3 separate regions of the Homo sapiens genome follow, and all the other regions are linked to region 2. The links are chromatin contacts, found by Hi-C or POLR2A ChIA-PET in ENCODE. All regions are on one chromosome and are shown on one strand. Each heading gives the region's core, a stretch centred on a gene start or an enhancer-like site at or near the end of the contact. The rest is flanking DNA. Distances are from core to core; before and after follow the strand shown. Region 1 overlaps IL6R (interleukin 6 receptor). Region 2 holds the start of NUP210L (nucleoporin 210 like). Region 3 holds the start of SLC27A3 (solute carrier family 27 member 3).

The links. A loop is a pair of places that touch in the nucleus more often than their neighbours do. ChIA-PET counts read pairs that join two places held with the same protein, here RNA polymerase II (POLR2A). Pooled maps may share reads with other maps.
Region 1: a loop to region 2 is called in a pooled map, with 3 times the contacts of the local background. The contact joins the enhancer-like site here to the promoter of NUP210L in region 2. A Hi-C loop is called at or near these places in 5 of 50 pooled maps. POLR2A ChIA-PET finds 5 or more read pairs at or near these places in 2 of 52 experiments (BJ and activated CD4-positive, alpha-beta T cell).
Region 3: a pooled map shows a loop between it and region 2 (3-fold over the local background). The contact joins the promoter of SLC27A3 here to the promoter of NUP210L in region 2. A Hi-C loop is called at or near these places in 1 of 168 maps with a recorded cell type or tissue (naive thymus-derived CD4-positive, alpha-beta T cell) and 7 of 50 pooled maps. POLR2A ChIA-PET finds 5 or more read pairs at or near these places in 1 of 52 experiments (CD4-positive, alpha-beta T cell).

The regions. Positions count from the first base shown.
Region 1 is chr1:154,445,122-154,449,936 of GRCh38, reverse strand. It overlaps IL6R (interleukin 6 receptor), which reads right to left. Exons shown (of 10, transcript NM_000565.4): 7 at 1,766-1,812; 8 at 1-26. Among named protein-coding and RNA genes, the nearest start is that of IL6R-AS1, 41 kb to the right of the region's middle. RefSeq lists an enhancer at 4,153-4,652. Within about 2 kb of position 3,526, at least 3 of the 41 ENCODE cell types and tissues checked have a DNase peak (open chromatin) inside an H3K27ac peak, as active enhancers do.
Region 2 is chr1:154,152,883-154,157,643 of GRCh38, reverse strand. It overlaps NUP210L (nucleoporin 210 like), which reads left to right and starts at 2,571. Exons shown (of 40, transcript NM_207308.3): 1 at 2,571-2,802. The coding sequence starts at 2,600. It also overlaps a transcript of TPM3 not described here. RefSeq lists a silencer at 1,453-1,630 and enhancers at 2,237-2,737, 2,738-3,238.
Region 3 is chr1:153,772,837-153,777,548 of GRCh38, reverse strand. It overlaps SLC27A3 (solute carrier family 27 member 3), which reads right to left and starts at 2,142. Exons shown (of 10, transcript NM_024330.4): 1 at 1,385-2,142; 2 at 822-1,031; 3 at 329-487. The coding sequence starts at 2,051. It overlaps INTS3 (integrator complex subunit 3), which reads right to left. Exons shown (of 30, transcript NM_023015.5): 29 at 4,468-4,624; 30 at 2,741-4,356. The coding sequence ends at 4,279. RefSeq lists a silencer at 1,515-1,706 and an enhancer at 1,075-1,741.

The sequences.
Region 1 (4,815 bases), core at 2,277-4,776, 290 kb before region 2:
TCATCGTCTTTATTAGTAGTAAGTGCCTAAAAGAGACATTCCTCACCATCAGCCTGTTTCTGCAGATTGCACCATCATTCAGAACCAGTTCAGGAGTTACCTCCTCCTCAGAGCCCTCCCTGATCCACCCAAAGCATTCCTTTCTCCATTTCATTCATAACAGTGGAAAAATCAATAATACTATTATTTGCATTTTTTCTATCCACACCATGCCTGCTAAAGGTGGGGCTTTCTTTCCACCTGCCTCTCCACCAAAAGCTTAAAGCTGCACAGAGAAGATGCTCAGTGGATACACTGAAGCAGCTGTTGTCCTTACAGGTCCGATGCAAGGATGCAGGTACTACCATGACTGGAATGCTGGTTCCACCACTTACGAGCTATGTCACCTTGGACAGACTTCTTTTTTTTTGTTTGTTTTTTTGTGAAATGGAGTTTCACTCTTGTTGCCCAAGCTGGAGTGCAATGGCATGATCTCGGCTCACTGCAACCTCCGCCTCCCAGGTTCAAGCGATTCTCCTGCCTCAGCCTATCAAATAGCTGGGATTACAGGCATGCGCCACCACACCCAGCTAATTTTGTATTTCAGTAGAGAAAGGGTTTCTCCATGTTGGTCAGGATGGTCTTGAACTCCTGACCTCAGGTGATCTGCCTGCCTCAGCCTCCCAAAGTGCTGGGATTACAGGTGTGAGCCCCTGTGCCCGGCCCTGGCCTCAGACTTAACTCACGTTAAGAAGCCCTACAAGGCCGGGCGCGGTGGCTCACGCGTGTAATCCCAGCACTTTGGGAGGCCGAGGCGGGTGGATCATGAGGTCAGGAGATCGAGACCATCCTGGCTAACAAGGTGAAACCCCGTCTCTACTAAAAATACAAAAAAAATTAGCCAGGCGCGGTCGCGGGCGCCTGTAGTCCCAGCTACTCGGGAGGCTGAGGCAGGAGAATGGCGTGAACCCGGGAAACGGAGCTTGCAGTGAGCCAAGATTGCGCCACTGCAGTCCGCAGTCCCACCTGGGCGACAGAGCGAGACTCCGTCTCAAAAAAAAAAAAAAAAAAAAAAAAAAAAAGCCCTTACAAGCACTCCCTTGCAATGTTAACATAAGGAGCCAATGAAACAGCAAATGCAAGGCTCACAGTTTAGCAGGATGTGGCCAGTCCTCAGTCGGTGTCAGTTTCCCCAGAACCCGTGTTGGGAGCACTCTAGCCCCATGGGTATGGGCTTCACCTGCAGCTGTTCCTACATGGAACACAGATAAGGTTCAAGAGCCCCAGGCTCCTTCCCTGTGCCGCACAGCTCCAGAAGTGGCTATGACTCCCAGCTTAGCATTTAGGGAATTAAGGGCCACAGGAGGAGATATAGTTGGATAGGAAATTGGATTACTCAAGGAATTTGTTAAGCAGCTTCAGAGGTAATCCTCTTTCCAGCAAATTATGTCACCAAGAGTCCACAGGGGAAGGATGCAGATAAACAGAATCCAATCTCAAGCTAAGCCATTAGCGTTGTCCAAAAAGCTCAGAGATGAAATAGCAGCTGCTAGACGCAGAGCAGTTCTGCACGCCAGGCCAGCGCTGCTCCACTCCTTACAGTCCTGGGACAAGATAATTTCTATGATTCCCTTTCACAGAGGTTTGAAAAGCACAGGTAACTCACCACGACCACATTTCTACTAGTGACAGAACTGGATTTAAACCAAATTCGGTCTGGCATCAGCCCACACTCCTAAACACGAGGTGCTGCAGCCCTGACCCTTTTACAAGAACAGGAGCTCACCTGCATGGGGGTGGACACCTCGTTCTCAGCTGGAGGACTCCTGGATTCTGCGGACAGAAGAAAGGCTCATTATTAGTGATTCATGGGCCCTGGAGTCCTGTCTCAGGGGCTTCAGCATCAGAAAAAAAAAGTTCATCTCAATGTTATTTAAAAGAACAGCATGGGCTGGGCGCGGTGGCTCACGTCTGTCATCCCAGCACTTTGGGAGGATGGGTAGATCACCTGAGGTTAGGAGTTCGAGACCACCCTGACCAACATGGAGAAACCCTGTCTCTACTAAAAATACAAAATTAGCTGGGTGTGCTGGCACATGCCTGTAATCCCAGCTACTCGGGAGGCTGAGGCAGGAGAATCGTTTGAACCCGGGAGGCGGAGGTTGCAGTGAGCCGAGATCATGCCATTGCACTCCAGCATGGGCAATAAGAGCAAAACTCCGTCTCAAAAACAAAACAAAACAAAACAAAACAAAACAAAACAAAACAAAAAACAGCATGCTGGAAATAACCAAATATCCAACCGTAAGGGACTAGCTGTAGAAATTATGACATAACTACATAATGCAGAAACTTTTAAAATTTATTTTATATATATATATGTATGTGTATATATATATATGTGTATGTGTATATATATGTATGTGTATATATATGTATGTGTGTATATATATATGTGTGTGTGTGTGTGTGTGTGTGTGTATATATATATATATATATATATTTTTTTTTTTTTTTTTGAGATGGAGTTTCACTCTTTTGCCCAGGCTGGAGTGAAGTGGCATAATCTCGGCTCACTGCAACCTCCACCTACTGGGTTCAAGCGATTCTTCTTCCTCAGCCTCCCAAGTAGTTGGGATTATAGGCGCCCACCACCACACCCAGCTAATTTTTGTATTTTTAGTAGAGACAGGGTTTCACCATATTGGCCAGGCTGGTCTTGAACTCCTGACCTCAGGTGATCTATCCGCTTTGGCCTCCCAAAGTGCTAGGATTACAGGCATGAGCTACCGTGCCTGGCCAATTATTATATATTTTTTGAGACAGGGTCTCGCTCCGTCGCCAGGCTGGAGTGCAGTGGCATGATGATGGCTCACTGTAGCTTTAACTTCTGGGCTTCAGTGATCCTCCCATCTCAGCTTCCCAAGTATCTGGGACTACAGGCGTGTGCCACCACGTCTGGCCAAAAATATTTTAGAAAAACATTGAAGACATGACATAATGCTGTATGAAGAATGCAAGACAAGAAAAATTCTATGTATTTTGATTCAAACTTTCTAAAGAAATATATTTTTATGATTATTGTGTAACACAGTATATATCATAATACTATATATTTGCACACAGGAAGAAGAAAATGGAAAGATACACATCACCAGAGATAAGCACTATTTCAATTTCCTTCTATGCACCTTTTTGCAATAAAAAATATATAACAAATAAATATTCATTTGCCTGTATGGGTTTAGTACACATTGCAGCAGCAGGGATGTGGACCAGGCACCCTCACGGCTCCCTCCCCCTGCACGGGAACAGTGTTTCTGCGGAAACCCCAAGGCAAGAGGAGGCTAAGTATCCAAGCGAAAGCCTGGGCCTTAACCGTAACAGGCAGTGAGTGGAATGCTCTGGATTTCAAAACATTTTCTTGTCAGCTCATCATTTTTCCATCAAGAATTCTAAAATTCCACAGAATGGTTTAAACAAAAATCACGAGCCTCGCTGGGCCAGGAGTAAGGACTAGCAAGGAGGCGGGGAGAGGGTGACCCTGCTTCGGCGTCAGGGAGGGTTTCCAGAATTCCTGGAGTATGCCATCACCAGTAAGGGGGAAACCACACACCAGCAGCACCAGAGGAAGTATAAGAATGCATCCACTCTTCCAATTGTACAGAGGGGAAACAGAGGCCCGGAGAGGGAAAGCGACTTGTTCAAGGCCGCACAGCAAGTGCGACCTGAATTGAACCTAGAATTCATGGGAGGGACCCAGTTTATTGTTCCTTTGCGTTCTTCCCAGCCCAGCAGAGGACAGTTACACACTTATAGCCCAGGGTATCTAAAGGATGACCTGAGGGCATGGAGGCACTAGAATGAAAGCTAAAATCAGAAGACAAAGAAGATGGGGGCAGGCCGGACTCACACCTGTAATCCCAGCACTTTGGGAGACTGAGGCTGGAGAATCCCATGAGGCCAGGAGTTTGAAACCAGCCTGGGTAACATAGTGAGACCTCATCTCTAAAAAAAAAAGAAGAAAACAAGAAGAAGATGGGGCAGCCCTAAATAGAAAATATGGCTGCCCATGGATGCTCGTGCAGTTCAGCAGTTTTCCAAACCCCGCCAGAGTCAGCTTCGTCTGGAGCCTTGAAGGCTCCACCTTGCTTGTTGCCTCAGAACCATGGAAATGGGACCCAGTCATTAGGGCTTTTTTTTTTTTTGAGACCGAGTCTCGCTCTGTCGCCTGGGCTGGAGTGCTGTGGCGCAAACTCAGCTCACTGCAAGCTCCGCCTCCTGGGTTCAAGCCATTCTCCTGCCTCAGCCTCCTGAGTAGCTGGGACTACAGGCGCCCACCACCACACCCGCCTAATTTTTTGTATTTTTAGTAGAGACGGGGTTTCACCGTGTTAGCCAGGATGGTCTTGATCTCCTGACCTGGTGATCCGCCCGCCTCAGCCTCCCAAAGTACTGAGATTACAGGTGTGAGCCACCGCGCCCAGCTGTCATTAGGGTTTTTTAAAGGCTCCCCATACTATACTCAAGACAGATGCTTCAGGAAGAAAGTTTCTACTCTCAGTCCTGACCCCCAACACAGCCTGTGGCCCAGAGAATGCCCAGTAACCTCTGGCGGCTCAGGTTTCTGGGGTTAAAGTGGTAATGAACCACAAAGCCACAGGAAGAGGGGAGGAGAGACCGTGGGACCCACAGGCTCAGTGGCGCCAGGCAGCTCCTGCGTGCTGAGCAAGGGGACCCTACTTCACACCTTTCCTCGCAGCCTTTAAACCACCCAACAGACAGCTCATCACTGCTCCTCTATTCGTGTAGAAACAAATAAATAAACCTCACTGA
Region 2 (4,761 bases), core at 1,322-3,821:
TGTAGAACGCCCCAGTCCCACCCTGCTGCTGCTCCTCCCTCTGACCCAGACTCCGCCTGAGGCCAGCCTGCGGGAAGCTGACCTTTAACTGAGGGCTGATCTTTAACTGGAAGGCTGCTTTCTCCTTTCACCACCCCCTCCTTCCCTGTGTCTTTTTCGCCAAACTGTCTCTGCCTCTTCCCGGAGAATCCAGCTGGGCTAGAGGCTGAGCACCTTTGGAAACAACATTTAAGGGAATGTGAGCACAATGCATAATGTCTTTAAAAAGCATGTTGTGATGTACACATTTTGTAATTACCTTTTTTGTTGTTTTGTAGCAACCATTTGTAAAACATTCCAAATAATTCCACAGTCCTGAAGCAGCAATCGAATCCCTTTCTCACTTTTGGAAGGTGACTTTTCACCTTAATGCATATTCCCCTCTCCATAGAGGAGAGGAAAAGGTGTAGGCCTGCCTTACCGAGAGCCAAACAGAGCCCAGGGAGACTCCGCTGTGGGAAACCTCATTGTTCTGTACAAAGTACTAGCTAAACCAGAAAGGTGATTCCAGGAGGAGTTAGCCAAACAACAACAAAAACAAAAAATGTGCTGTTCAAGTTTTCAGCTTTAAGATATCTTTGGATAATGTTATTTCTATTTTTTATTTTTTTCATTAGAAGTTACCAAATTAAGATGGTAAGACCTCTGAGACCAAAATTTTGTCCCATCTCTACCCCCTCACAACTGCTTACAGAATGGATCATGTCCCCCTTATGTTGAGGTGACCACTTAATTGCTTTCCTGCCTCCTTGAAAGAAAGAAAGAAAGAAGACTGTGTTTTTGCCACTGATTTAGCCATGTGAAACTCATCTCATTACCCTTTTCTGGGTTTGAAGCTGCTGTCTCTAGAAGTGCCATCTCAATTGTGCTTTGTATCAGTCAGTGCTGGAGAAATCTTGAATAGCTTATGTACAAAACTTTTTAAATTTTATATTATTTTGAAACTTTGCTTTGGGTTTGTGGCACCCTGGCCACCCCATCTGGCTGTGACAGCCTCTGCAGTCCGTGGGCTGGCAGTTTGTTGATCTTTTAAGTTTCCTTCCCTACCCAGTCCCCATTTTCTGGTAAGGTTTCTAGGAGGTCTGTTAGGTGTACATCCTGCAGCTTATTGGCTTAAAATGTACTCTCCTTTTATGTGGTCTCTTTGGGGCCGATTGGGAGAAAGAGAAATCAATAGTGCAACTGTTTTGATACTGAATATTGACAAGTGTCTTTTTGAAATAAAGAACCAGTCCCTCCAACCCTCAGACCTATTTGACTTTTATTTATTAAAACTAAATGTGCTTTCTCCACAGAAGCTATGAGGTTTGGGTTAAAAATAGCATCTTTGTGGGTGGTAGCAACAGGATTTATTCTTTATTATTATTATTTTTGAGATGAAGTTTCATTCTTGTTGCCTGGGCTGGAGCGTAATGGCTCGATCTCGGCTCACTGCAACCTCCGCCTCCTGGTTCAAGAGATTCTCCTGCCTCAGCCTCCCGAGTAGCTGGGATTACAGGCACCTGCCACCATGCCCGGGTAATTTTTTATATTTTAAGTAGAGACAGGGCTTCACCATGTTGGCCAGGCTGGTCTCGAACTCCTGACCTTCAGGTGATCCACCTGCCTCAGCTTCCCAAAATGCTGGGATTACGGGCGTGAGCCACCGCACCCAGCTGGAGCAACAGGATTTAATATAGAGCAAATGTTTAGTTTTATCATCTGTAAAATGGAGATAAGTATTGTCAGAGTAAACATGAAGATTAGAAAGAACACTTAATGTGCTGGGCCTTTTATAGGTTAACACTGACATCTCAGGCTGAACTATATACATTTTCCTTCACAACCATATCAATCCTTATAAACTATGGATTTATGCTCCTTAAAACAATATATAATGCTGATCACTACTATAAATGCGTGGTTTTAACCAACTGTACTGAAACAGCTTTGAGTTTATATTCTGTTTGGATATTTGGAGAAAACAACAAGTGCTCTCAAGAGTATTTGCTTAGAGGCCGGCTGTGTGAGTGGATAACTTTGAAAGCTGCTTTTGAGACGCCAGTGTCTGGCATTTCCTGCATTCTGGCCTGGAGGCCGGACGTGAATCTGACTTCTAGTAAAAATACACGGTTCCCTTGACAAAGTCGAGCTGTTTATCCCAGAGACTGCACAATTTTCCGTTGATAGGCATGGACCAATGCTAACTGGAAATCATTGCAAAAAGTTTTTTTGTCGGGCGGAGGGTGTGGTGTTAAGATAAACAGTGTGCAACAGAAGAAATTAAAACTGGAAGAAATTAAAGGGTTTTTTTTAGACTTTTCTGCTTGTTCCTTACTGTTAAAAAGGTCTGCCATCCAGTATTTAGGAAAGCCCTTTAAGAGAGTTTGAGGTGTTTTAGCTGGGTTTGTGCCAAAAGTTTCCATTATATTGGCTTGCTGAAGGACTGCATTTAAAAATGCCCACACATCCGAGCAAGAAGCAGGTCCCATCCCCCTCTGCTGACGTCACGCCTGTGGATTGGCTGATGGAGCTGTGAGCCGGCTGTAGTTGAGCGGGAACCCGAGACCTGGCAGTCGCCATGACTGGCTGTCCGGCGTCATCAAGACGCCGAGGCTTCGGGCTCTTTTTCTTCTTGCGTCTACACCGCCTCCTGTTGTTGTTTCTGGTTTTGCGTGGGACCCTGGCCAACAAACTTAACGTGCCACAGGTGTTGCTACCCTTCGGCCGAGAGCCAGGCCGGGTGCCTTTCCTGCTGGAGGCCCAGCGGGGCTGCTACACTTGGTGAGGGGTGGTGGGTGACAAGGATATGCACCCTCACTACCATCCAGTAAGGGTGAGGGGGGTTCCCTCTGTAAGATCCCACAGGAATACCGTGTGGGGCCGCGTGAAGGGGCCTAGCCGGTAGGGGAGGAGAGTGTGGTGTCAGTGAAGGTGGCGAGGAGCAGACCCTTGGGTGTGGCGTGTCCTACTCATGTGGTATATCCTCCAGCTGTGTGACAATCTTCCAGACGTGTGAGGAATTCTCGGGATGTGGGACTGGCCTCTTCTCTGTGTGTGTTGGGAAGGGGTGGTCACTATGAGCAGCCGTCAGGGTAAAGGGAAGCCCTGTGTTGGAGGCCACAGGTACTGATGACTTCCAATGTAAACAACTAGAGTAAGAGGAAGTTCCCCATATCTGAGGAAATTTCTGTAGGAACAGGAAAACTTGGGGTGCGAGGGTCCCCACTAACTATAGATGAGCTATTCAATGTGAGAAGGACTTAAAACACAACAGCCAAGTATTGGGGGTTAACTAAGCACTTTACATGTGTTAACTCATTCGCTTTTTGCAGTCTTATGAAGTAAGTACTATTACTCCCATTTCACAGACGAGGAAAGTGAGGCCCAGAGACTATGAAGTGTAAACTTCTGGGAATATGAGAAGATTTATCGTGGGTGGAGATGAGATCTGTCTGTATTATCAAAATTGCCCCATTTATAAAAGGGTACCCGCTTGAAGTGTGAGGACAGGGGGTACACACAACTCCGGGATAATGACTTCCTGACTGAAGATGAAGAGACATGATTTTCTGGTGTGAGAGGACCCAATGATGGGTTATGTGGTTGCCTAAGGTATGAGAGAACCTAACCGAAGTGAGCTTCAGGATGCCAGTGCATTCATCCTAGATGGAGTAGATACCCCTTTGCCATCTCCTAGGAGAAGCAATGAGGTTTGTTCCGAGTATAAATTCACCTCTCATTTTATGAGGAAGTATAAGGAAAGTGAGCTTGTAAGATGATCCAGTGTGACGTGTGTGTTTCCTGACCGTGAGGGTGATGCAAGGCATCTTTCCAGCATTGAAAGCCATTTCTTCTATCACTCCAAAAATATTAATGAGGCCAGGCATGGTGGCTCACGCCTGTAATCCCAGCACTTTGGGAGGCCAAGGCAGGAGGATTACTTGAGGCCAGGAGTTTGAGACCAGCCGGATCAACATAGTGAGACCCCGTCTCTATTTAAAATAAAAACATTCGGCCGGGCGCAGTGGCTCACGCCTGTAATCCCAGCACTTTGGGAGGCCGGGGCAGGCAGATCACTTGAAGTCAGGAGTTCAAGACCAGCCTGGCCAACATGATGAAAGCCCATCCCTACTAAAAATACAAAAATTAGTCGGGCATAGTGGCAGACACCTGTAATCTCAGCTACTCGAGAGGCTGAGGCAGGAGAATCGCTTGAACCCTGGAGGCGAATGTTGCAGTGAGCTGAGATCGCCCTGCTGCACTTCAGCTTGGGCAACAAAGTGACTCGGTCTCAAAAACATAATAATAAATAAGAATAAAAATATTTATGAATGTTTTTGGTATTTTGAGTTGGACTCACACCTCATAATTTAGGCACCTTTTCCATCCTAGATATCAGAAGCCTGGTTTCTAGGATTGAAGGAAACTTTCCTCAGAGTATGAGAAAGTCCCCTCTCATTACTAGAAACACATCAGTCGTATTTCTGCATACTGAGGGAAGAATATAAAAATCTTTTAAAAAAAATTGAGGGAGGGATATTTCTGGGACTTTGTTCAAGGGATCATTGGGAAAGTTCTCATCAATCTCTCAGTTTAATTATCGCATCCCTAAGCAATGTTCCTTCTTTAAAAAGTGTCATTTACATATACCTGGTAGTATGTAACATGGAAGAAGTGTGAGAATCTATGTTCCACTAAAAGTTAATTTTAACCCACCTATTTCACACTCTTAAGAATTTT
Region 3 (4,712 bases), core at 893-3,392, 380 kb after region 2:
CTTCCCAGCCCCAAAGATCTCATCCTCCACACTCTCACTTCCTTGTCTCTCTCTCCCTCTTCTCTTACTTGCCTGTTCCTGGACTGACACAGTCCTTCCCTGCCTTTGACCCTGCAGCCTGGAGTTATGTGGCTGTATGGCCCCCCTCACCGTTCCTCAGTCTGTAGGTCTAGGCAGGTGACATTGCCCTATTGTACAGAGCTCCTGGTGAGTAGGGCTCTGCCCCATCCGTCCTCTAGATTATCTACCCTGGAGGACTCACACCATAGTACGTGCTTAATAAATGTCTACTGGATGAATTAATGAAGGTGGGGTTGGGGAGACTGACCAATGCCCATGCAGCCCACGATGCCCAGCAGGGAACCGGACATGTGGTAGAGTGGGAGGGCGAGGTAGATCACATCTTCCTGGTGGACACCACACAGCTGATAGAAGCCCTGGCATTGCAGGATCTTCAGATGACTGATCCGAGCAGCCTTGGGGAGGCCTGTGGGGTGGCAGTTATGGGACGATCAGGGGAAGGGCAAACTCCAAGCTCTACCTATCTGTTTGCACCCCCGCTGGGTTTCCCACAGAAAGAGGCGGAGGCAGGACAGAAGCTGAGGACCGAGACCAGGCTGTCCTGGAAATATGGGTGGTCTGGGGGAGGTGGAGAAATGAGTAGGAGGTGAGGAGACTGGGGAGTGAAATGATGGGGAGAAAAAGGATGTGCCAATGAAATCAGCATCCTCTCTGGGGGCTTTGAAGGAGTGGTCTGGGAGCAGACCCCTGCCTTCCTCTGCCTTGGTTTCGGGGAGCTAAGTATGGTGCCCGGCCCTCACCCGTGGTGCCAGAGGTGAAGATGTACAGGCACGTGTCTGTTATGCTCTGGGGGGAAGAGAGGTATCCTGGCACTGGCCCATCCACTTCAGCGGACACTTCAGCCAGCAAATCGCTAATTCCAGCAGGGTGGGTTCCTGGGCCTGCAGCCCACAGGTGGAGCCCCATGGCTCTCAGGGCGGGCAGGTCCGGCTCCAGGGACTCCAGAAACTCTAGAAGGGTGGGAAAGCACAACGCCGGGGCCCTGGCTCTACCTAGAAGAGCCTATGACCCATGTCCCCTCCCTATCCCAGCCCACACTGCTCTTGGATGAGGGTGAAGGGTATGGACATTCCATCTTGGGTCTGAGGCCTGGAACTCGACTCCTTGGGGATCCTTGGGGCACCAAAGATTCAGCCTCATCCCTTCTCAAACCCGGAGACTCCTATCTCCACCCACTTTCGAACCCCAAGGGATAGTCGGCTTCTTCCCAGGCCCAGGGATGAGACCAAGCCTTTCTGTGGTCTCCGACACGCCCCCTTCTGTGGCTGGCCCCGCCTTAGTCAGTTCGGAGCTCCAGCCTTACCTGGCGCCAGCACCAGCGCGCGCGCGCCGCAGCTGCGGAGGCAGTGCAGCAGGGGGCCCCGGCGCAGGGCGGTGGGCACAAAGGCAGTGCGCAGGCCGGCCTTGGCCAGCCCGAACCAGAGCCACAGAAACTCTGGGCCAGCGGGGAGGAGCAGCGCCACAGTTGCTCCAGGTGACAGAGGGGCGGCGGCTCCTCCACCTCTGGCGGCACCGTCCCCTCCGGCAAACTCCGCGCCGCTTCCGGCCGCTGCATCTCCGGCTCCCGGCGCTGCCCGCTCGCCTTCTCCAGCGCTCCCCTCGCCGCTGTCGCCGCCGTCGGGTCCCCAGTCCCAGCCTAGCGCACGTAGGAAGGCGCGTGCAGCCCTGTTACTCTCGCGCTCCGCCTCTGAGTAGCTAAAGCGCCGCGAGCCGTGAATGAGAAAGGTGTGCGCGGCGCGCTGCTGGGCCAGTTCCGCGAGGCGCCAGGCCAGGCTGCAGCCCCCCTCGGGACCTTCCGGGTCGGCGGCAGCCGCGGCCAGGGCGCGAGCTCGAAGAGCCCTTTTGCAGCACAGAGCTCGCACCGCAAAGGCCAAGTCCGCCGGAAGCCAGCGCAACTGCGGCCAGAGGTGTAGCTTCAGCAGCAGCAGCGGTAGCAACAGCAGCAGGGGCAGCAGCAGGAGGGCAGCCATGGAGCCCGCTTCCTCTATCGGCACCGTCTGGTTCCAGCCGCTCGCAAACATCCCTGATCCTCCCTTCCGAAAACCTAGGGCCGCTCGTTCTAGCTGAGACTTCTCCTTCCAGGGAGCGCGCGTGCGCTGGCACACGCCCATTCCCACCCAGGCCCCCACCACTCCACACGGGCGGAGAGCAGAAACCCGGGAGGAGTGCGGGTGTGGGGCGGCCCCGGACTCCCAGCCCTCCCCCCACAGCCTACGCTCCGCCCTAGGCGCGCTCCCTCCCGGACTGCTCGCGGCTCGCACCCTACCAGGTCCTGGGCGGTGCTCGCGCCTTCCCTGAATCCCAGGGTTATGTCTGTCTTCTAAGTTGTTTCTCGGCTTGGGCGGTTTAGGCATCTGGCTAAGCCCTAGAGTCCAGGCCTGAGAGCCAGGGCGTTTGGATCGCAGTCCATCTTCCCCTCAATATTTCTCGTTTTCCCGTTAAGGGAAGGTACCATTGCTCTCTCCCAAAAGAATGAACTTGGCCCCTGGCCCATTTGGTTCTGCAAGTCCCGGCCTGCCAGCCGCAACCCCAGGGGATGGGTGGGGGCTGAGAGTTAAATAGGGGAAAGGTGGAAACCCAGACTGCCAGATTTCTGAGGGGTCACGACAGAGGCCCCTCCCTTTGGGCAAGGGTACAATAATTGGGGCCAGCCAGCAAATGCTCTCCATCCTGGTTTTAATTGGGACAGAGGAAACTGGGGAAGGAGAGAGGAAGGAAAAAGAAGCCTCCAGTGGTTTAGACTTTCAAAGGAAGCAACAGCAGTGATGAGGGAGGGGAGAACCTGGATTCTGTAAAAAGACAAATTTTCGGGGTGAAGAGGAGCAGCTCTGTGCAGTTCGCCCAAACTTCACTCCTCAGTCCACCTCCATTCTCCCTGGACAGCGGGGGAACAACAGCATAGCCAAGGAACTCTCCTCTGCTGGTTCACATGGCCCAGCAAGTGGCCACACTGTGGAAGGAAGAGCATCTCTGTCCCTCCCTGGTATCCAGACTTTATCTCCAGGTACAGTTGTCCCTGGAGACCAAGCTGGAGCATCCCTCCCGTCAAGCAGCGAGTCCTCCGGCCATTCTTGGTAGGCACACAGACTTCAACTGGAGGATGACAGACCTTTTGGAAGCATCTTGTTTCTTGAGAAATGAGTAAGGACAGGCCTCATCCTACGGGGGATGGTTCTGCATAGACAGATCAGTGCCTGGCTCCCACCTCCAGTGGCAGCAGGAAGGATGGGTAGTGGCCAAAGCCAAGTCCCTTCTGCTCTAGACAAAAGTGGGGGCAGAACAGGAAGGGAAAGGGGGATGTTCTGCGGTTACAAGTAGGGGTGCCAATCAAATCAAGACCAAGCTATACATGCACGGGGCAAATGCCAGCAGACACTCCAGCACAAAAGACATTCTGGCTTGTTTTATTGTCATTTAAAAACAACTTTTAAGACACGATTATCTCTGCCAAAAAAAAAACAAAAAAAAACAAAAAAAAAAACAGACTCAAGGAAATGGGATCATTTGACAATTCTGTGAAACTTGCCTCTGGGACTCCCTGGGCTCTGGTGTAGATTGAGGTGCCAACCTCAGACCAACCTAAGCCTCCAGGGCACACCACGTGGGGCTGTGGCCACCCTTTCAGACTCCTTTCTGAATGCTTGTGGCATCTGCCCCATGATTAGGAATGGACACCCTGACCACGTCATAGATGCCCATTTCACACTGGCATGTGGATAGTGACTATAAAACGTCCCTTCAGAACAAACCAAGACCTGAAGGGGAAGCAGGAAGGGACACCCACACACTGAGTCTCTGCTCTCATCCTAGCTTATCTGGCCAGCTGCCCCTTTGTCATTTCCCTTCTCTGTTGAAATGGCTCTTTGGGAGACTGGGGGAGGAGATTGCGGAAGGGGCCAGGGGGCTGAGGACTTCCACTATGGTCTGATTTTACAGAGCCTCTGGCTTCAGTCAGATCCCAAATATCACTGGGAACAGCAGTGTGAGGGGCTGGAGGCCCCAGGAGGAGGGAAGGGGCTAGGGGCTGCATGGCAGCTTCTCAAACTCAGCCAGAGGAGAAAGCTCCTCCTTCCACCGGGGGAGCTTGGGGATGCAGCAAGGGTGTTTCCCCTGCAATCTCCTCAGCCTCTATTAACCTTTGAATCACCAAGAAGGAGAGGGCAGTCCAGCCGGGGGTGGGATGGGGAATGCAGGGCCTCAGTCACTGTCAGAGCCCACTGCAGAGGACCCTTTTCGTTTCCGCTTGGTAGGCTTCGGTTTCGTGTCTTCCTCTTCCTGGAAGAGATGGGAGGGGAAATGGGAAGTTAACAGCCTGGGCAGCTGCTGGCGCCGACTCCACCTGCACCCAGTGCTCCTTTTCCCCCTGTGCACTGGCTGGGTTCTCACTGAAGCACTGCTGGAGCCCGACTCTTCTTCGGCATTGGGGGGCTGTGTGGCATTCTTTCGACTTCGAGGGCTGGACAGAGCTGCTTTTCGCCGGCTCTTGGGTGGCTTGGTGGAAGAGTCCTCATATTCCTCCGCCAGGGAGAAGAGATCACTGAATCTAAGGAAAAGGAGCGGTAGCTCTTTGAGTGGGAGCCTGCTGCTCCTACGGCACCTCCCATCCTCTTCTCTGCCCCCAGGCCTAGGCC